Regions from separate parts of the Homo sapiens genome. Here region 2 is linked to region 1. A link is a loop called in an ENCODE intact Hi-C map of the cell type or tissue named here. Cell type or tissue: PC-3. All regions are shown on one strand. Links, peaks and the distances in the headings refer to the core of each region. The heading gives the core; the rest is flanking DNA. Region 1 overlaps LOC101928551 (a long non-coding RNA gene). Region 2 has its middle 210 kb from the start of ADAM29.

Evidence for each region. A loop is a pair of places that touch in the nucleus more often than their neighbours do. Peaks named below come from ENCODE experiments on the same cell type or tissue, not always from the same donor. Only the 100,000 strongest peaks of a DNase experiment are listed, where the experiment ranks them.
Region 2: it touches region 1 in a loop (13-fold over the local background); 2 of 110 quality-filtered maps call a loop at or near these places.

Annotation. Positions count from the first base shown.
Region 1 is chr4:174,869,943-174,878,285 of GRCh38, forward strand. It overlaps LOC101928551 (a long non-coding RNA gene), which reads left to right. Exons shown (of 5, transcript NR_125900.1): 4 at 1-93; 5 at 5,853-6,022. Among named protein-coding and RNA genes, the nearest start is that of ADAM29, 44 kb to the right of the region's middle. In PC-3, for the core only: a CTCF peak has its summit at 4,201; a DNase peak (open chromatin) is centred at 949; H3K27ac peaks cover 462 bases.
Region 2 is chr4:175,121,260-175,129,602 of GRCh38, forward strand. No RefSeq gene overlaps it. Among named protein-coding and RNA genes, the nearest start is that of ADAM29, 210 kb to the left of the region's middle. In PC-3, for the core only: a CTCF peak has its summit at 4,436 (motif pointing left); DNase peaks (open chromatin) are centred at 4,362, 6,282 and 7,752; H3K4me3 peaks cover 1,143 bases; H3K27ac peaks cover 3,632 bases.

The DNA.
Region 1 (8,343 bases), core at 163-8,162:
GCCTGGGCAACAAGAGCAAAACTCTGTCTAAAAAAAAAAAAAGAAAAGAAAGAAAGAAAAAAGGAAGGTATTCAGATCAGCCTCAACTCACTGGTAAGGATTGCCTTAGATTTTTATCCTTGAGGGCCAAGGATTAGTCTGTGTAATTGAAAATATATCCTGCTGGATTAATGCTATGGACCATTTCAATGCAGAAACTTGTGAAAGACACTTCTTGGTTTTCTAAAGTAGACCTTATTGATGTATAGGAATTATTCTATAAATACCTTGAAGGACATGGATGAGCATAATATTGCAGATTGACCAGATCTACTTGTTTAGAGTACTAGAGATAGTAGCCTTATGGTCAGATTATTCAGGGTAGCTGTTGAGATTATTCAGGGCAGCTGTTGACATGGCATAATCTAATGGGAAAATTTGCCAGAAACCAAGATGATATTGATTAGAGGGAGTGCTGTTTTGGGGAAACAATTCTCTATGGATCTCTGATGTCTCCATGTCTTACAAGCAGAAGCACTGACTGCTGTTTGTCCTGGACTATCTTTTAAGGCATATTTACATAGAGATAGTGTCTTCACGGGAGCAAAGAGCACACATGCTTACTGCCCAGATAATGTTTCTCTGAGAGCAAAAAGCAGAAATGCATCCTGCTCATTACTAAAGATTCGTGTTTCTTAAGCTCAGTGTCTCTTTCCTGTGGACTACAACCCACTAAATGTGCATGTATCATCTGTCCCTCCTAGTGTCTCCTTATAGAAATGGGGACCTGGGAACAGGTGCAAAATATATGCTGATACACTGGCTACTGGAATTAGCTTAAAGTAATAAACTCCCCTTTTTCTGTGACTCAGGAGTCTCATGTCTTCTGCCACCAACCTTGAAGTTGGGTCAGTCTAACTTGTTAAGTTACAAATAGGGTAGAACCTCAGACCTTTCGCAATTCTTAATAAGGTGATGTATGCCACATTTGGGCCAAGGCAGAGAAAAAATGTGTATGGTTCCCCTCACCTCCCATCCCCCTTTTAAACTGCTATTGGATGGAAGCCCACAATGAAAAGAGTTGTTTCTCTGACAGCCCTCTGCATAACAGGAAAAACTGGTTGTTCTATTAGGTAAGACAGCAATCATTTTTTAGAAAGCTAACTTACTGAAGTAGGGTTTATTTGCTACCATGGTGGGAGGTTTGTGCATTAATTTGACTAAGAATGACAGACTAACAAATGTGAGTAGCCAGAAATCACACACATCACACCTTCTGAAAATGTCTGTGGAACCAACTGCAGATGAACACATAGGCCAGTACGTCTTGGTAGGCAGCACAGGTGGTGATTCCCTTACTCATCTGCTATGGTGTATAAACTTCAACTTCAAGGCCTAAAAGCCTCACAACCCCATAATTGGAGGTGTTCTGAGTTTGTCTTGCTCTGCTAGGTCTCTGAGCATTACTCTGGTATGTGATGACCAATGGAAGACTTGTCTAGCTACCATTGGTTTTGAGTCTTTTCTAGTACATGTTGTTCCTATTGGTCTAGTATATCTGCTGTCTGAGCATTCACCTTTGTTCACTTACTATTTCACACATTTCTAGAATTACTCTATCAACATAGAAATAGTATTGGATGATGGATGCCACTCCAACTAGTTATGAACAAATGTGGCACTTTATCAGTAGTTGAGCAACAGGCTAAGAAACAGTAAACACTTCAGGACAGAAGGTTGGATAACTTATTATGTGGCAAATATTTCATAAAATTGCTGTGTGCCATAATGTGAAAAGCAGACCAAGATTTTACTGTACCTGTATTTCTTGGGAAATTTTGTTCTAAAAATTAAAAACATTTGTGTATGTTGGCTTTACTCCCTCTCCCTGTAAAATGGGACTTTAAGAAATAACAGTTCATGCAATAACTATCTGCTTTGATAGCTGAAATGGGAAAGAATAGAGAAATTTACCGCTTAGCAAGATTGAGAAAATCTACAGACAAGAAGGGTAAAACAAGACAGAGAACAAGTTAAGGGCAACAAATACCCAGTAAAGTTTCCCAGTTAATCTAAGTGACTCAGTCCAGAAGCAAAGATCAGATAAGGTTTTACTTTGCCTTTCAAGTGAAGTGTTTTAGGTGGTCTCAAAATAGCCACCATTAGGTTGAGAGTGAAAGGTGTGGAAGGGAGAAAACGAGGTAAGACAGACTTGAGAATTATTTCTAACAAAGGACTTTCATATAGTTCCTGGTACTTAGCATTGATTAGAAGCAAAAGCCTCCCCAAGTCACAGGAAATTTTTCTGGGGAAATTTGATAACTAGTTGTATGTATCAACTTGACTGGATATTACTTTCTCCTACTTGATGATTCAGACACTCGGACTGTTTCTAAATTTTTGTGCAAATAGTTCCCAAGGATTCAGGGACTTCTGTTCCCAGCTCAAAATCTGGGATCTCACTCCCTGATTCTGTATTCTAGCAACTCCAACACAGATCCTACACTGTCATGATCCTGCGTTTCAGTAACTAGCAGACAACTATATGCCCTTATCCCCTTTCCCATCCATTTTATAGTTACAGTGCAGGGACAAGACATCCATGATAAAAAGCAAAACAAATATGCCACCTGAATATTCAGAGAAGGGAAGAATAAGAAAACACACCAACTCCAGTTCAAGGCAAAGGGGCAATCCTATAGGAGGGCGTCATGAAGCCCTGCTCTGGCAGGGGTGGAAGTTCCTGAGTAGACAGTAATTCTGCTCTCTGAAAGGATCATTGTTCTCTGTGAGCCTTCATTGCACTCTACATAGATTTCCTAGTTCATGTTCCTGTTAGAGTCATAGGTGAGGTGGATGTCTACAAGAGTATTTAAGGAGGAAATCAAAACCTGACTTGATAGACTGAGTAAAGATCACCCTTCACCAGTGCAGGTGGGCGTCATTCAATCCACAGAGACCCTGAACAGAACAAAAAGGTGAAGGAAGGAAGAATTCACACTCTCTTTTTCAGCCAGGACATCTGTCTTCTGCTCTTGGACATCAGTGCTCCTGATTCCCAGGCCTTAGGACTTGAGTCAGGACTTTTATCATTGGCCCTCCATTCAGTTCTTGGATTGCAAGTATACCAGCAGCTTTTCTAAGCCTCTAGCTTGCAGACAACAGACCATGTGACTTCTCAGCCTCCAGAAGAATGTGAGCCAATCCCTCATTAAAAAATCTTTTTGTATATATCGCTCTATATATGTCCTAACAATTCTGTTTCTCTGGAGAACCGTAGCAATAAAAAAAAATCAAAATCCCTGAAGTAGAAAGCCTTTGATATTTGTTCTTGAACTGCTATCAGATCCCAAAACACACACAAGCACAAAGCATGCTAGTAAAGCCCCACAGCCATCACAGAGGGAATAACGCCAACATCCACCTCACCTCTGACTCTAACAGGAACATGAACTAGGAAATCTATGCAGAGTGCAATGAAGGCTCACAGAGAACAATGATCCTTTCAGAGAGCAGAATTACTGTCTACTCAGGAACTTCCACCCCTGCCAGAGCAGGGCTTCATGACGCCCTCCTATAGGATTGCCCCTTTGCCTTGAACTGGAGTTGGTGTGTTTTCTTATTCTTCCCTTCTCTGAATATTCAGGTGGCATATTTGTTTTGCTTTTTGTCATGGATGTCTTATCCCTGCGCTGTAACTATATAATGGATGGGGAGGGGAGATAAGGGCATATAGTTGTCTGCTAGTTACTGAAACGCAGGATCATGACAGTGTAGGATCTGTGTTGGAGTTGCTAGAATACAGAATCGGGGAGTGAGATCCCAGATTTTGAGCTGGGAACAGAAGTCCCTGAATCCTTGGGAACTATTTGCACAAAAATTTAGAAACAGTCCGAGTGCCTGAATCATCAAGTAGGAGAAAGTAATATCCACAAGTTATGATAGTGTAAAATTCTATTGTGTTAAGCCACTGAAATTTGCAGGTTTCTTTCTTAAAATACTAGTGTTATCCTTAGTTGGCAATTCTCAAATTAGTATTCATTTTCAGCACCTAAAGAGCCTTTTCAGACTTTTTATTTATAATGACCTCTTATTAAATTTTACTGTCTGTTTATGTTTTATATGTGTATCTTTGCATTACATATAAGAAGAGAACTATTCTCCCTCCACACCAGAATCATTTTTTTTTTTGCCCCTTGAGGGCGCAATTGCCTGATTGAGAACAGGTGCCCAGAATGATGCTAAGATGTGTTCCCTCTCCTGCCCACCTCTCTTTCCTCTCTTAAGGTTCCCATCTATCACTGCACACTAATCATGTTCACCTTCTTTCTATTTCTTGAACATGAAAAGCTCTTTCTAACCTGAAGGTCTTTTTTATTTGTTTACTCTTTTCCTTGAAAACTTTTAATTTCAGTCTTTGTACTGCTGACTTCCTCTAATTTTTTGTGATATTTCTTAACATTTTCTTAAATGTTACCTTTTCAGAGAAACCTGTTTCTAAGGTGATCTACTCTTGTTATTCTTAGTATTCTGTTTTCTTTCATAGCACTTATGATAATTTTAATAATATATTTGACTATTTTGATATGTACTTATTCTTATGCCCGTCACTCACTACAAGACACTCCATATATACTTGGAATTAATATACTTGCTAATTAATACTGAAGAGCAGACATAAAAATGATAAGTTAATGAATAAAGCAAGCAAGCAAGAAAGAAAGGAATCAATAGCAGGTCAATTCCACTATTTTTAAATTAACCTTCTTTTCACTCCATTTCCTCTTTTGCTGTCTAGAGTTCAAAGTTCATATTTGGTTTTGCTAAACTTTAGAGAAATTTCTCATTAACCTGTGAAAGAAATGTTAAGTATAAAATTTCACTAAAGCTGAACAAGTTCATGCTCACCACTTCAGGTCCATCTGGTAGCTTCTTGCCCAGATTTCCTTCTCCTGAACTTCTCATCCAGAACTTTCAAGATGTTTTCCAGAGGCCCACGATAATACTTACTAATAAATATGTTACAAAAGTTAGTGACCACATGTACTACCTGAAGGTGTTTCCAAGGAGAAGATTTCCCCTCTCCACTGTCTTTCAAGGCCACCCCTCAGTGAAGTTGTAGTGTTCAGTCAACCCTTCTGTGAACCAGGCTTTAGTTTCCTTCTTCCTTTTTCATTCTTCTATTAGCTGGTCACTGGGGCTTCACACAAAGGCACAGGTGTAGGTGGAGATAGATATGTTGATGTAGAGTAGGTGGTGGATGGGGTGGTTCCTACTTGTTTATGTAATTTACTTATGCCATCCAGATCTGCTTGGGCTTAATCCCACATATACCACTTTCAATTTATACTGGTTTGTTGCTAGGTGGCCTACATTTATGACATGATGAGTCTGACAATGATTAGTGTATGATGGGCAGCTTTAGTCATATGGTCGTTTGATGCCTTACAATCAGATATTCAGTTTCCAGTAAGGCCCCCAATCCAGAAATTGTACTGCAAGTGGTTTACAATTCCCTGCTGAAGAGGAAGGTCTTATTCCAAACCCTAGTGGCCTGTGCTGTAACTTTCTTATTAGAGTACTCTGAGGACTCCACACAATGTTCTTTTCTACAGCAGAGCTCAGAATATTATAGCCTACGGGACAAATCTGACTCAGGGCCTGGTTTTGTAGTTAAGGTTTTATTGGAACATAGACACACTTATTTGTTTACATATTGTCTGTGGTTCCATTTGCACTACCAAGGCAGAGTTGAATAATTTTGGGATAATGGTAGCGTTGAATAGTTGTACTACATCAGCAGAGTGTAGTCATTGCAGCAAAGACCCTAAGGCCTTCAAAGCCTAAAATATTTACTACCTGGCCATTTACAGAAACATTCTGCTGACTCCTGCTCTATAACTTGTTGGATCTGCCAGATCATATCACCCAAGTGGTAAGGCTGTTTCTACAACAGCGTACAACTGCTGCTAAGCTGACTTCGGCTCTAGACCCACTCAAAATTGGCAGTGTTCTAAGTCACCTGATAAATGAATCAAAGCAGTACGCCCTAGTATGGTATGTGTTATTTCAAAAATCTGCAAATGTCTGCCAAGCATTGCAACCTTTCAGTAGCAGGAAGTTCTGATGTCCTGGCATGCACCATATCATTGGATCCTTAAAAGTTTCATTAATATGGCAGGTCCCTTGCTCTAGCAAGCAGTCAACTTAAAAAGGCATACATGATCCGGCGCAGTTGCTCACACCTGTAATCCCAGCACTTTGGAAGGCCGAGGTGTGTTGGATCACCTGAGGTCAGGGGTTCAAGACCAGCCTGGCCAACATGGTGAAAACTCATCTCTACCAAAAATACAAAAAGTAGCTGGGCATGGTGGCAGATGCCTGTAATCCCAGTTACTCGGGAGGCTGAGGCAGGAGAATTGCTTGAACTCGGGAGGCGAGGTTGCAGTGAGCCGAGATCGCGCCACTGCGCTCCAGCCTGGGCGACAGAGAGAAATGCTGTTTCAACAACAACAACAATGACAAAAACAAAGGCATACAGAGTATCTGTTACTTCCTGCTTCCCAAAGTCTTGAAAAAGAGTCAGAGAGATTGTCCATAGAATGTCCAGATAATCAAGATCTTTTCAGACTACAGTGTGACGATGTAGCAGAGTCAATACCATCCTGAGGCGAGATCATGTGCTATTTACTTTCCATCCAAATGAATGCTTCTGATTCTTTTTCTGACAGGGAATAAAATTAAATTCATTCACTAAATTAATAGCTACTATATGAATTTTCTGCGGCTGCTGTGACTATGGCAACAGTAGCTTAAAACAACACAAATTTCTCATCTCGTGATTCTATAGATCAGAAGTCTGATATAGATCTCTCTGAGCTAAGATCAAAGAGTTGGCAAAGTGCATTCTTTTCTGGAGTCTGTAGGGAAGACTCCTTTCCTATGCCTTTTCCACCCACTTTCCTTGGCACATGGCCTCTTTCTCCATCCTTAAAGCCAGCAATGTTTGGCCAGTTCTCACAATGCCGTCTCTTTGGTTCTCTCTCCCTATTCACTCTTCTGCATTTAAGGACCCTTGAGATTATATTAGGCACACACAGATAATCCAAGATAATCTTCCTATTTTAAGGTCTGATGTTTAGTAACTTTAATTCCATCTACATCGTTAATTTTCCTTTGCCATGTAACCTAACATATCCACAGGTTTCAGAGAGCAGGACGTAGACATCTTTGTAGTGCTGTTACTGCGTCTGCCACAACTACATATCAAGTATGGAGTCTGTGTTGCCTTCTTGTAGGAAATATGCTAAAGCAGCTGTGAAAATGAGTGTGCCACTTGGTTAAAGATATGAAACTTCACTTTCAATTGCCATGACGTATCTAATTTGTTATAGGCCAGTATTGGTGAATTAAATGAGGATAAGAATTCAGATCACAAAACTTATTTTTTAAAAGTCTTTGAGTTTGGCATCAATTTCTACCATTTGGCATGTAATGCAGTAGTGTTTCTGATTTTCTATCCTGGATAGGTTGAAGAGGCAGTATCAGAGAGGTCTGCTTATTTTTTTCTATAATAATGTTTCTTATACCACAGAGCAGGGAACCAATGTGAGGGTTCTGCTAAGTATATCAATGTTAGCACAGGCAGGGATTATGAAAACAATAGAAGGAACTGCTCCTATGTATACTTCTGGTGGCATCAGGATCCTTCAATATAACAATCTGATTTAGCTTCCAATCTTTGTTAATAAAATTTCTGAAAAGGAGATATACCTGCTTTGTCATGAAAGATAGTTCTCTATGGAGATATGAGTAATACCGAACACACTGTTAACTATGTACATTGTGGGAGGCAGGATTCTAAGATGGCCCCCAAGATTCCTTCCCCCTGGTGTATATACCTTTGTATGTTTCCCTCCTCTTTAATATGGGCAGAACCTGTAAATATGATAGGATTTCACGCTTGTGAATAGGTTACTAATCAGTCAACTTTGAATTAATCGAAAGGGAGATTCTCTGAGTGGGCTTAATCTATCGCTGACCCCTTAAGAGGGATTGGAACCTTCCTGCAGTCTAAGAGATTGGAAATGTGGGAGGCCCTATGGAGGGGGCCAGGTTAGCTGGGTCCTGAGGGCAGCCTTGTGAACTAGGAGCAACCCCTGACTGAGCAGCCAAGAAAATAGAATGTCAGTCCTACAATCACAGGGAACTAAATTCTGCCAACACCTTGCATGAGTTTAGATGAGGACCTCTAGATCCTATTGAGTCTAAGTAAACACCTTGAGTTTGGTCTGGTGAGGCCCTGAGCAGTGGGCCCAGGGAATCCATGCCTGGACTCCTAACAGATAGAAACTGGGAGATTAG
Region 2 (8,343 bases), core at 180-8,179, 250 kb after region 1:
AGTCCAACTGAAACCAAAAGTCATAAAAGGCAGCTAGACAGAAGGGCATGTCACAAACATGGGAACCATATCAGGCTAGTAGCAGACCTCTCAGCAGAAGTTTGACAAGCCCAGAAAAATTGGGTCCTACTTTCAGTACCCTTAAAATAATGAATCCTCAACAAATTACTTCATATCCCACCAAACTAAACTTAATAAATGAAGGAGAAATAAAATCCTTCTCAGACAAACAAACACTGAGGGAATGCATTACAACTCGACCAGCCTTACAAGAGGTCCTTAAGGGAATGTTAACCGAGAAAACCAAAGAACAATACCTACTAACCACAAAAACCCACTTTAAAATATCCCACAGACACTGCAAAGCAACTACACAATGATGTCCACAAAACAACCAGGCAAAAACAAGACAATAGGATCAAAACCATACATATCAATAAGAACCCTAAACATAAATGACCTAAACACATAACTTAAAAGGCATACAGTGGCAAGCTGAATAACAACACAAGACACAATTGTCTACTATTTTCAGGAGACCATTAGACATGTACAAGCACCCACAGGTTCAAAGTAAATGAATGAATAAAGATCTATTAGGCAAATGGCAAACAAAAAAAGAGTAGAAGGCTCTATTTTTCTATTAGATAAAACAGACTTTCAAAAATGTAAAAGGACAAATAAGGTCATTACATTGATAAACTCTTCAATTCAACACAAAGACTCAGCTAAATATATGCACATCTGACACTGGAGCACCCACATTCACTAAACAAATCCACCTTGACCTACAAAAGAATTAGATGGCCACACAATAATGTGGGAAACTTGAGTATCCCATTAACAGCATTAGACAGATCATTGAGGGAGAAAACTAACAAAGAAACTCTGCACTTAAACTCCACACTTGACTAACTCGACCTAATAGGCATCTACAGAATACCCCACCAAACTGAATACACATTCTTCTCATTTGCAAATAGATAGATTCTACGATGCATAGAATATGCATCATATTCATGCATATTCATTCATTGTATATTCACAGAATATACAAACATATTCTATGATGGACCACATGCTCAGTAATGAAGCAAGTATCAATAAAATAAAAAAATCAAAATCATACCAAGCACGATCTTGGACCATACTGTGTAAAAACAGAAATTGATATCCAGAAAATCTCTCAAAATTACACAAAACATGAAAATTAAACAACTTGTTCCTGAATAACACCTGGGTGAACAGGGACCTATTAAGGCAGATTCTTTGAAGTGAATGAAAGGACACAATTTAACAAAAATCATTGGGATGCAGCTAAAGCAGCATTAAGAAGAATATTTATAGCCCTACACACTTTCATCAAGAAGTTACATCACAAATTAGCAGTTGAACATTGCACCTAGAGGAACAAAGAAAAAAGGAACAAATCAACCCAAACCCAAGGAAAGAAATAACTAAAATTTGAAAACTGAATGTTATTGAGACATGAAGATCCCTACCAACAATGAATGAAACCAAGAACTGCTTATTTGAAAGAATAAACAAGATAAACAGAACACTGGCTAGATTAACAAAGGAATAAAAAGAAGATACAAAGAACAACATTCACAAATGACGAAAATGACATTACAACTAATCTCACAAAAATATAAAAGGTCCTCAGAGACTATTATGAACACTATGTACACAAATTAGAAAGTCTATAGGAAATGGATAAATTCCTGAAAACCCACAACCTCCCAGATTGAACCAGGAAGAAAGTAAAAACCTGAACAGATAGATGAATAACAAGCTCTGAAAACGAATTAGTAATAAAAACCTAATAACCAAAAAAAGCCATGAGCAAATCGATTCACAGCTGAACTCTACCAGAAGTATAAAGAAGAAGTGGTACCAATCTTACCAAAACTATTGAAAAAAATTGAGGAAGAGGTGCTTCTTCTTAACTCATTCTGCCAAGCCAGCATCAGCCTGATACCAAAATCTGGCACAGACACAATGAGAAAAGACAGCTTAAGGCCAATATCTCTGACAAACATAGATGCAAAAATCCTCAGCCAAATGAATTTGTCATCATATCAAAAAGTTAATACATCATGATCAAGTAGGCTTTATTCCTGTGATGCAAGACTGGTTCAATATGCACAAATCAGTAAGTTGTGATTCATCACATAAACAGAATTAAAAGCAAAAACCAGATGATCATCTAAATAGATGAAGAAAAACCCTTCATTAAAATCCATCGTCCTTTCAAGATAAAAACCCTCAGTAGACTAGGCATTGAAGGAACATACATCAAAATAATAAAAGCCATTATGATAAACCTACAGCCAATATCATACTGAAAGGGCAAAAGTTCGAACCATTCCCCTTAAGAACTAGAACAAAACAAAGTTTGCCACTCTGACCAGTCCTATTCAACATAGTTCTGGAAGTCCTAGCCAGATCAATCAGCTAAGAAAAATAAATAAAACAGGAAAAGAAGAAGTCAAACTATCTCTCTTCACTGGCAATATGATTCTGTACATAGAAAACCCCAAAGACTCTTCTAAAAGGCTTCTAGAATTGACAAATGACTTCAGTAAAGTATCAGGATACAAAATAAATGTACACAATCCAGTTGCACTTCTATACACCAATAATGTTCAAGCTAAGAGTCAAATGAATAACACAATCTCATTTTTAATAGCCTTGTGAAATAAAATATCTAGGAATATAGCAAATCATGGATGTGAAAAATATTGACAAAGGAAACTACAAAGCACTGCGAAAAGAAATCGGAGATGGCATAAATAAAGTGAAAAACTGTAAGCTCATGGATTGAAAGAATCAATATTGTTGAAATGGCCATACTGCCCAAAGCAATTTGCATATTCAACACTATTCCTGTCAAAATACTTATATCATTCTAAACAGAATTAGAAAAAAAACTTTCCTAAAATTCATATGGAACCAAAAAGGAGCCCAAATAACCAAAGCAATCCTAAGCAAAAAGAACAACAGTGGAGGCATCACACTACCTGTCTTTAAAGTATACTACAAGGCTATAGTAACCAAAACAGCATGGTACTGGTACAAAAACAAAAACATAGACCAATAGAATACATTAAAGAACACAGAAATAAAGCTGCACACCTACAGCTATCTGATCTTTGACAAAGCAGATGAAAATAAGCAATGAGAAAAGGACTCCCTATTCAATAAACGGTGCTAGGACAACTGGCTAGTCATGTGCAGAAGACTGAAGCTCGACCCCTGTCTTTCACTATATAGAAATGTTAACTCAAGATGGTTTAGGATTTAAAAGTAAGACATCAAACTATAAAAATTCTAGAAAGAAACATAGCATATAACCTTCTCAACATCAGCCTTTGCAAGAAATTTTTGGCTAAGTCCCAAAAAGCAAATGTAACAAAAATAAAAAATTGACAAGTGAGATCTCATTAAACTAAGGAGCTTTGGCACAGCTAAAGAAACCATCAATAGGGTAAACAGACAACCTACAGAATGGGAGAAATAATCACAAATGATGCATCCAATAAAGGTCTGATAAACAATCTACAGGGAATTTAAACAAATCAATAAGCAAAAACAACCCCATTAAAAATGGGCAAAGGACATGAACAGACACTTATCAAAAGAAGGCATATAAACAGCCAGCAAACATGAAAAAATGTTCATCATACTAATCATCAGGGAAATGAAAATCAAAACCACAATGAGATGCTAATTTCACACCAGTCAGAATGGCTATTATTAAAAAGTCAAGGCTGCAGAGAAAAGGGAAAGCTTACAAACCAGTGGTGGGAATACAAATTAGTTCAGCCACTGTGAAAAACAGTTTGGAGATTTCTAAAAGAACTTAATAAAAAACTATCATTTGACCCAGCAATCCCATTACTGTTATATACCCAAAGAAAAATAAATCATTCTGCCAAAAAGGCACATGCACTCATATGTTCACTTCAGCACTATTCACAATAGTAATGACATGGAATCAACCTAGGTGCCCACTGACAGCAGACTGGATAAAAGAAATGTGGTACATACACACCACAGAATACTACATAGACATAAAAATGAATGAAATCATGTCCTTTGCAACAACATGGATGCAGCCTGAGGCCATTATCCTAAGTAAATTCACACATGAACAGAAAATCAACTACCGTTTTAAGCTAAACAAAGTGATATTATAAAAATTATAAGAAAGTGAAAATACACTTACAGTACTGTACTATATTTATCAATACCATATGTTTACATTGTCTGTTTCAAGATGAATCATCTGTCTGAAATGGCAGGCAACTACAGCTGCAGACACATCAATCTATGATACATATCAAGCAATTCAATTTTTTCTTGTAATGTCATGACTTTTCTCTGTTTCTTGGGAGCACTTCCAGCATCACCTAGTGGCATTTCATATAGGTCCCACCGTGTTCGGCAAGCTTTACTGTATTGCACCAAACACGATAAAAATACTTGAGAATCTCAAGAAATCACTTTTTACTATGATGAGCAATTTACTGGAAAGATGAACTGCTAACAGGGAGATACTTAAGAGTCACATGGTGTTTTAAGCAGATATTCCCAACAGGAGCTCATCACAATAGCTACAGGATGTGGCTACAAAATGATTATAGTACAGTATGTACTACAGTAGGTACATTCAGTCATGATTTAATACTGTATCTTTACATTTGTTTACATTTATCTCAGTTGTGAATGACACCATGTAGGGCATTTGGGTGCAAAAGTTTTGATAAACTGTAACTTTTTATAATAAGATATGTAAGTTTTATGATAGTAAATGATAAAATATTACCTACATGTATTTTACATATTTATGACATAACTTTTTCTTAATTGTTTCAATATGTCTATGCTACATGGATTATCTGCAAGATTTTTTGAGCTACCTCACATTTCCAAAACTTTTCCAATATATTTACTGCAAAAATCCATATTTAAGTGAAGCACAGTTCAAACCTGTGTTGTTCAAAGGTCAACCGTATATCTAGTAAAGCAATTGTGACTGATATCACCACCTGATAATTTTATGGTAGTCCACCATTTCCTACTATGATCCACATTTTTTTTTTGCAGAAGCTGGGGAGCTGAACTGAATAGAAATGTGGATAGCACTATTATCCCTGAATTTTCAAACACTTTGACTGAGGGTGTTAATCCCAGAATTTATTTTCACGATGTCGGTATTTTTCCTTATTTGCTCGCTTGATTATATAGGGGCAGAGGCACAGTTTAAGGAGCCTGCACTTGAATCCTCTTGCTATAATGGCTCTATTCAGGTCAAGAATAAATGTGGTTTTATATCAACTGCTAATGATATTTATCCTAATTGTACATTTGGAAACAGAAAAAAAAAACATAGGGTAAAGTCTCCAGATGCACTGGATGCACTATAAAATGAACTCAAATAAAAACTATATTTACCACCTGGCTTCTGTAAATTCTGAATAAGACAGAGAACTACAGTAGCATTTTGTGTTCTGGAAAATGTGTCAGTTCTATGTAATTCTCCTTGTAAGTCCATATTTATCCATCTGAAGGACTATGTGTCTCCTTGGGAACAGTTTAAAATACTTACTGCATATATGTGTGGTGACATTTCAAGATCTTTCCTTAAGGTGTCCCAGCTTCCTCTTCAATGTACTCTGGATTAGCAAACTAGTTTAGATTTGCAAATTTAGATGAGGGGCAATGATTCTGCACAATGGAAGCTGCTATCAGGCCTTTTCTCACTGATGTTGATATTTTCTTATTTTAGAAAGTTAAGAAATATCCTAGGTGACTGGTTACTTGCTTTACCCTAAAAACACCACGATTAGCCAACACCAAAAATTCCTGCAAATAATGGAATCTTGAAAGCCAATCCAGCTTTTCTGCCTATTGTAATAATGTCCAGTATGCTTTTGAAAATAAAATTCTGCCACATTTCTCCTACTATTCTGTGATCAAATAATCCATATTATTCACATTGATATTTGGCATCCATTTCTATGGAAGCATCCCGTAAAATCAATCCAAATCTCAATGCAGGATTTCTTATTGCCCTAAAATAGAAAGTGTCCTCTGGGCTCACCTCTAAGAAAAATAGCCAGGTAGTAAAAATCCACCCCAGTATTTCCATCAACCTTTAAAAGACTATGCCAAGGAAGTTCCAGGATACTTGCTTCATTATGTACATCATCTCTGAATCTAGATGTCAAGGAACTATTGTGGTATTAAAAAATAAACTTAGTCACATTAACATTTTTAAAGTTTATTTTAGCGGACAGTGACTCATGAATTAGGCAATACCAGTTCAGTGCTCCATTTGGGTGAAGGGTTCATGTGAGACAGAAACTTTTATAAGGTGTTTGCGGAACACCTTATAAAAAGAAAATATATTCAATTGGTTACAGGAGAAAGGCCCTAGTTAAAGTAGTGTTTTTGGTTTCTAATTGGTAAAATCTCTAGGTTCATCTTACTCTTTACATTTTGCTTCAGTTTGCTTATGTAGAAATGTAACACCCAGGAGCCATCTCACCTTAACGGCCTTCCAATAAATTTTTTTTCTAACACTGAAAGATTATTAAGGCCAACTTTAATAGTACTTGCCAAAACATTGAATCTTGTCATAAAGAACATAACTTCATGTCTATCAACTTTCCTCTTCCAGCCTTACATCACTTTAGCCTAATTCATTGAAATATATAAATCTGCGTATTTCCAAATTTTACCAGTATATATTAGCCAAGTCTTACAGTTTCTCTGACATGTAGACTATTGTTTTCCAGATCAGCACTTGTACTTCCACATTGTACTTGCCTATTCTGTTATCAAGCTGGTGTTATGTGGGTGATTTTTGAGGAAAACAAGCATCACTTTGTGAGGTACTTCCCCATATGAGGATATTACATGGTATCCACAGATTGGGAGGGGGGTTCTTTTAGCAAATAAGAGGTTACTTGCTTTACCCTAAAAACACCATGATTGGCCAACACCACAGATTGAATCCTCTTACTATAATGTTTCTACCAGATAGTAGGATGCAGGCGAATTAGAGTGTTCGAGACTTTCAGGCTCTAGCCAATGCTCCTCTCCTGTGGGTCCAAGGTCCACTTATCCCTAACTTTTATATAGGCGACACGGTCCTTGACTTTTACTTGAGAGAGTTGACAAAGTTGGTAAGTTAGTGTCCTTTATATCTCTGCCACCTTGAAATTAGATCATAGGCACAGCTTCATAGCGAGGAAAATAAAGTTCTTCCCTAAATGTACAATAAAGGTATTCTGGTTTTGAGAGTCAGCCAAAAGCTCTGAGTCTATTCTTTTCTTTTACAGCTTCCTTAAAGTTATACTGCTTTCATAACACTTCATTGCTGAAGTTATTTAATCTCCTAATACCCTTTCTTCCATATATACCTCATCAAAATTAGCCACAAGGGAAAGCTTAATTTGTAATGCTATAGCATACTAATGATGGGGCATCTATTATATTCAGACAGCTGGAAAGTAAAAGTAAAAAATTATATCCTGAATGTTTTCTTTTGAGGACCACCTGTACTACAAATGTTCATAGCCTGAGTTACCAAAAATAAAAAGCCTGAGATGAGAATTAATTGTTGATTCTCATTATAAGAAGTACAACCTGAGAGCAGTGAGAGTGAGTGAATAAGCACGTAAGACAGGAAATGATACCTCACAAAATACCTGGGATAGATTACTGTGTTTCACAATGAGCCACAAGAAAACACAGGAAGTTGCTTGACTGGTTTAACTACTCAGCCATAAAGGAAATTTTGGAATAGACTGCATGGAGAATCTATTCTAGGGTCCATGATTTCTCCATCTAAATCCTATGTACGCAGACTTTTTTTTTTTTTTTTTTTTTTTTTTTTTTTTGAGATGGAGTCTCACTCTGTCGCCCAGGCTGGAGTACAGTGTCGCGATCTCGGCTCACTGCAAGCTCCGCCTCCTGGGTTCATGCCATTCTCCTGCCTCAGCCTCCCAAGTAGCTGGGACTACAGGCACCCGCCACCATGACTGGCTAATTTTTTTTTTTGTTATTTTTAGTAGAGACGGGGTTTCACCATGCTAGTCAGGATGGTCTCGATCTCCTGACCTGGTGATCCGCCCACCCTGGACTCCCAAAATGCTGGGATTACAGGCATGAGCCACCGCGCCCGGCCCATAGACATATTTTATTTTCCTCAAATATATTACTACATATTAAAGTATACTCATAAGATAAATCTCTTATCTTTTTGCCTGCATATTCCCATCCATCTTTCACTCATTTATTTATTCAACATTTGTTTATTAAACAATATTT